Regions from separate parts of the Homo sapiens genome. Here region 2 is linked to region 1. A link is an interaction called in ENCODE POLR2A ChIA-PET data of the cell type or tissue named here. Cell type or tissue: A673. All regions are shown on one strand. Each heading gives the region's core, and the rest is flanking DNA. Links, peaks and the distances in the headings are about the cores only.

The links. ChIA-PET counts read pairs that join two places held together with the same protein. Peaks named below come from ENCODE experiments on the same cell type or tissue, not always from the same donor. Only the 100,000 strongest peaks of a DNase experiment are listed, where the experiment ranks them.
Region 2: POLR2A ChIA-PET joins it to region 1 with 5 read pairs; 2 of 35 experiments call an interaction of 5 or more read pairs at or near these places.

What each region holds. Positions count from the first base shown.
Region 1 is chr10:119,845,413-119,848,330 of GRCh38, reverse strand. MCMBP (minichromosome maintenance complex binding protein) reads left to right here. Exons shown (of 16, transcript NM_001256378.2): 8 at 618-718. Among named protein-coding and RNA genes, the nearest start is that of MCMBP, 26 kb to the left of the region's middle. In A673, for the core only: no CTCF peak of the experiment used is centred there; no DNase peak of the experiment used is centred there.
Region 2 is chr10:119,527,921-119,530,838 of GRCh38, reverse strand. The region is part of intron 1 of RGS10 (regulator of G protein signaling 10); the gene reads left to right. Among named protein-coding and RNA genes, the nearest start is that of RGS10, 13 kb to the left of the region's middle. In A673, for the core only: no CTCF peak of the experiment used is centred there; a DNase peak (open chromatin) is centred at 1,818.

The DNA of each region.
Region 1 (2,918 bases), core at 327-2,826:
TTCTCAGTGGTTTTAACTGAAATGACACTTAAGTCATATGGCACAGGGACCAAAATTACCATTTTTTCCCCTGCCTTGCTTCTACCAGGTCTAATCAGTAAATGGCCTTGACTATTACTAAGTCCATCATGACAGACAATTTTGAAAGGTTTTTTTTTTTTTTTAAATTGTGAAAAATCTTCTGGCCATTCCAAGTTTTGTGTTAATCCGATGTTGCAGTTTATGAATAAATGCAAAGTTAATCATCTTGTTTTTGTTTTTTCCTTTTCTTGGTGTGGTTTAATAGGTTTTGAGATAGTGCACAGTTCTAGTTTTAACTGTCAGCCTTTGGGAAAAGGCTTTTTTTAATTTTAGGAAAAGCCTTTTTTTTTTGTAGTACTGTGGTATATTGAAAACAGACATTAGTCTGGAAGTTAGGCATCCTGTGTTTTGGTTTTTCACTTATTTGCTAACTAGCAGAATGACTCTTGGTCTCAATTTATAAAAATTTATAAAATAAAGGACTTGCTTTAAGGTCTGTTTCCTGATCTAAAATTCCAAGATATTGGTACTTCAAGACTAATATCTTAAGCTTTGTGTCTGTTCTAACAGTGTGATTTCATGTGGTCTCTTGTTAGGTTTATGAAGATTGGGATTGTTTCAAAGTAAATGACATTCTTGAGCTATATGGCATACTGTCTGTGGATCCTGTGCTGAGTATACTGAATAATGATGAAAGGTGAGTCTGTGTGCTCTTTTTTTGGTCTCCTTTATTTTTATATAATTTCAAGTTTTCAGGAGAGTTACAGGATGGTTTTAAAGAACTCCCTTTTCCCTTTCTCCCAGATGTACCAGTTGTAAACACTTGCACCCCATGTGTTTTGTCATTCATTTGTGCTCTCTATGCACACATTTTTCTGAAACACTTGAAAGTATGTTGCAGAAATCAAGCCCTTTTACCCCTAACTGCTTGTCAACATTTCCTAAGAGTACTGACTTTCTCATATATAATTAGAGTACAGGTATCAAAACTAGGAAATTTGCCACAAATATACAATACACTAATCCACAATCTATACTTAATTTCACTAATTGTCTTAATCATGTTCTTTCTTACACGTCTCCCTTCTGCATCCCCCAGTCCAGGGTTCAGAAGCTCGCTCATTCTCTATTTCTACTGAGTTCATACTGTATTTCTGATTCCAGTTCAGCACCACAGGTGTCGTTCTGCTTGTTCTCCTTTCTGTATTAGTGTAACTCTCTTAAACTTGATTCCCATTTTTCACAATCTTATCATTTGCACATTTTTACAACATAGAGAAGGGAATTTCAGAATTGTTAACTCATACCTTTACAAAACATAAACCTAAATAACTAGAGTTCAATCTGAAACAGTCCTCAGCCTTTGTCTTTCATGGTCTTGCCACTTTTTTTTTTTCCTTAAACAACAGAAATATATGTCTTCCAGTAGTTCTGGAGGCTGGGAAGTCCAAAATCAAGTTCCCAGCAGATCTGGTTTCTAGTGAGGGCCCGCTTCCTGGTTTACAGATGGCTGTCTTCTCACGTGGTAGAGAGCAGACAGCCTTGATGCTTTTGAAGAGTGTAAGCCAGTTACCAGTTACTTGTTTCCTCATGGTTAGACTCAATGTTTTGCATTTTTGGCAGGAATATTACAGAATTGATGTATCCTCAGTATGTTACAGCAGGAGGCATGCGATGTCAGTTTGTCCCTTTACTGGTGAGGTTAATTTTCATTAGTTGGTTAAGGTGGTGACTTCCAGATGTCTCTTCTGTAAAGTTACATTTCTCACTTTGTAATTGACAAGTAACTTGGAGGAAGGTACTTGGGGACATAAATATCCAGTTTCTCATTAAACTTTCACCAATTTATTTTAGCATTCATTGATGATTCTTGCTTGAATCAGTTATTACTTTGTTGGCAATTTTCTAACGCAGTACATTTATTTATTGGCATTCTACTATAAAAGATACCTCTTCCATTTGTTTATTCAAGTAATGTATTTACTTATATTTAGTATAGACTAATAGATTCTGATTTTATTCAATGTTAATATCATTATTTTATTTCGAGACCCAAATTTTCCCAGATTTGGCTAGTGGGAGCCACTTTAAGCAGGTGCCGGGTCCTTTTTTTGAGATGATGTTATCATTTTTTAACATTTATTTTCTGGCATATTAAGCTGTTGCAGCTTCATCGTATGCTTTGAAGATCTGAGTCCTAGATGTGCTCGTTGGTACTGGATTAGATTTGCATCTAGGCCCTTAAAGTAGACAGAGCTAGGATACATGCAGCATATGGATACATATATACGCACCCACATTTAAATGCACACATACACACTCACATGCATGTTTTGTGTATTTCTAATGTCTGTGAAAAACCATGGGTTCATATTTCTGATTCCAGTTCAGCACAGCAGGAGTCACATGTTCTAGTTGTTCTCCTTTCTATATTTATGACTTCTTTTTCTAACAAATTTGATTCCCATTATTCACAATCTGTTGTTTCCCCATTTCTACCATATACAGAAGGGAATTTCAGAATTGGTAACCCATACCACTACAAAACAGAAACCTAGTAATTAGAGTTCAATACATTTCCAGTTCATTTTTATTTTAGAATGCAGCTGTGTAGTCAGAGCTATGTTCCACTTACTCAGGTAACTTTTCTTCCCCTTCAGTGTGATTTCATTATTTATTTTACTTAGAAAGATTCTCAGAGGTGTCATTCTCGGCTATCCCCATTCCTGCTGTCTGTTCCCACCCAGCCTCCTTAGGGAACCACAGTTTCTGGTTTATCCTTCCTGTATTTATTTTTTTACAAAAATATGAAGATACGTATACATTTTATTTCTACCTTTTTCTTCTATAAAAGGTAACATGGTATATATACTCTTACACTTTTTAATTTTTTTTAT
Region 2 (2,918 bases), core at 258-2,757, 320 kb after region 1:
TGATGATTGATTGATTGAGACAGGGTCTTGCTGTCATCCAGGCTGGAGTACAGTGGCCCAATCATGGATCACTGCAGCCTTGAACTCCTGGGCTCAAGCTATCCTCCTGCCTCAGTCTGTCAAATAGCTGGGACTAAAGGCACATGCCACTATGCCCAGCTAAGTTTTGTATTTTTTGTACACACAGGATTTCACTATGTTGCCCAGGCTGGTCTCGAACACCTGAGCTTGAGTGATCTGCCCACCTGGGCCTCCCAAAGTGCTGGGGTTATAGGTGTGAACCACCGTGCCCAGCCTAGTTTTTAAATATTTTATAGAGATGGGGTCCCAGTATGTTGCTCAGGCTGGTCTTGAACTCCTGAGATCAAGCCATCCTCCTGTCTCAGCCTCCCAAGGTGTTTGGATTACAGGCATGAGCCACTGTGCCCAGCTGGCCTGGTTCTAATTTAGCTCATGTCATCTGGTGAATGTCTAAAATCCTGGTAGTTTCCCCAGGTGCTTGGATTTGGAGTCCCAGGGGATCAAGAAGTCAACATGTATTTTGACCCCCCATAGAACATCAGAGATCACAGGAGCTGTTACTATTAAGTAAGTCCAGTGTGCTCTGATACAGATTTTCTCCAAAACCATTTTTAGCTGTGTGGCCCCCTAGCTGTTTGCAGCAATTAATATTTATGAGACTTTATTTAAAAAAATATATCATTTAGAGGTGGTTTGCTGTGCTGATTTATTTATGTATTTATTTAATCAGATGGAGTCTCGCTCTGTCACCAGGCTGGAGTGCAGTGGTGCAATCTCAGCTCACTGCAACCTCCGCCTCCCGGGTTCAAGCAGTTCGCCTGCCTTAGCCTCCCTGGTAGCTGGGATTACAGACATCCACCACCATGCCCAGCAAATTTTTGTATTTTTAGTAGAGACAGGGTTTCACCATGTTGGCCATGATGGTCTCGATCTCTTGACCTTGCAATCTGCCTGCCTCGGCCTCCCAAAGTGCTGGGATTACAGGAGTGAGCCACCTCGCCCGGCCTTGCTGATTTCTTAATTAAAAGTTTATTTTCTCCTAGATTTGAACTTTTTTTTATAGAAACATGTCTCTAGCTTTGGAAAGAAAAAAAGTCAATGGGGAAAAAAGTGTTAGTTATAGAAGTAGTTTGCTTGATAGATGGTTATTTTAGAGATGGGAAGAAAGGAGCTCACATTTGTTGAGCATCTACTGTGTCCCAAGTGTGCTGCTAGGTGCCTGATGTGCTTCCATTTTTGAATCCTTATGATAACCCAAGAGATGGGGGATGATTTTCAAATATACACAAGAATTTTGCCCAAGATCCTATAGTTTTGAATTGGGGAAACTGGGTTTTTTGTTTTGTTTTGTTTTGTTTCGTTTGAGTCAGAGTTTCGCTCTTGTCACCCAGACTAGAGTGCAGTGGCACGATCTTGGCTCACTGCAACCTCCGCCTCCCAGGTTCAAATGATTCCCCTGCCTCAGCCTCCCAAGTAGCTGGGACTACAGGCACCCACCACCACACCCAGCTACTTTTTTTTATTTTTAGTACAGACGGGGTTTCACCATGTTGGCCAAGCTGGTCTTGAACTCCTGACCTCAAGTGATCCACCCGCCTCAGCCCCCTAAAGTGCTAGGATTACAGGCGTGAGCCACCGTGCCCGGCCAGAAACTGGGTTTTGAACCTGGCCCCATCTGAAGTGACATTCCATGGTTCTTCCTTGACTCCAGGAAGGGATCACATGCCATAGAATGAAGCATGCTTTAATTGTTCCCTCCTCCTACAGGCAAGTGGCCAAAGTGTGTTATTTGGAGATTCCCTGTTCCTCCCAGGAGACTTCTCAGTGTCGTGAGTCAGAGAGTACAGTGGAAGATGTGCAGATGCAAAGAGTTTTCATCCATTTTCTCTGTGCACCAAAATGTAAGAGGGTTGCCAAAAACCTCAGGCATCAGGATAATGATATTTATTTATTTATTTATTTATTTATTTATTATCATTATTTTTAGATGGAATCTTGCTCTGTCGCCCAGGCTGGAGTGCAGTGGTGTGATCTTGGCTCACTGCAACCTCCGCTTCCTGGGTTCAAGCGTTTCTCCTGCCTCAGCCTCTCAAGGAGCTGGGATTACAGGTGCATGCCACCACACCCAACTAATTTTTATATTTTTAGTAGAGATGAGGTTTCACTCCTGACCTCTGGTGATCTGCCTGCCTTGGCCTCCCAAAGTGCTGGGATTACAAGTGTGAGCCACTGCACCCAGCCTATAAATGATATTTAATGCAGTGTTTTAAAAGATCAAAATTAATGCAGAAACATCCGTAATGAACAAATATCCGAAGTTTAAATAAAGTCAGGAAAAATAACAGTGTGATGCTGAGCCATATTGGACTCTGAAGCAAAAGGAAAAATCAGCATAACCGATCCTGTCTTTATTTAAAATTTGGGTATTTTGTTCATCATGGATTTTTTAGCATAAATTTTGATTTTTTGAAAAAGTATTGCCTGAGGAACTGGGCGCGGTGGCTCATGCATGTAATCCCAGCACTTTGGGAGGCCGAGGTGGGTGGATCACCTGAGGTCAAGAGTTCGAGACCAGCCTGGCCAACATGGTAAAACCCCGTCTCTATTAAGAATACAAAAATTAGCTGGGTGCGGTGGGAATCACCTATAATCTCAGCTACTTGGGAGGCTGAGGCAGGAGAATCGCTTGAATCTAGGAGGCAGAGGTTGCAGTGAGCCGAGACTGTGCTACTGCACTCCAGACTGGGAAACAGAGTGACTCTGTCAAAAACAAACAAACAAACAAAAAGAGCTATTGCCTGAAATGACATTTATCTTGATGCCTGGGTATTCTGGCAACCCTCTGACATTTTGCGCCATCACGTGGGTCCCGTCCTGCAATGAGTTTTTTAATCTCT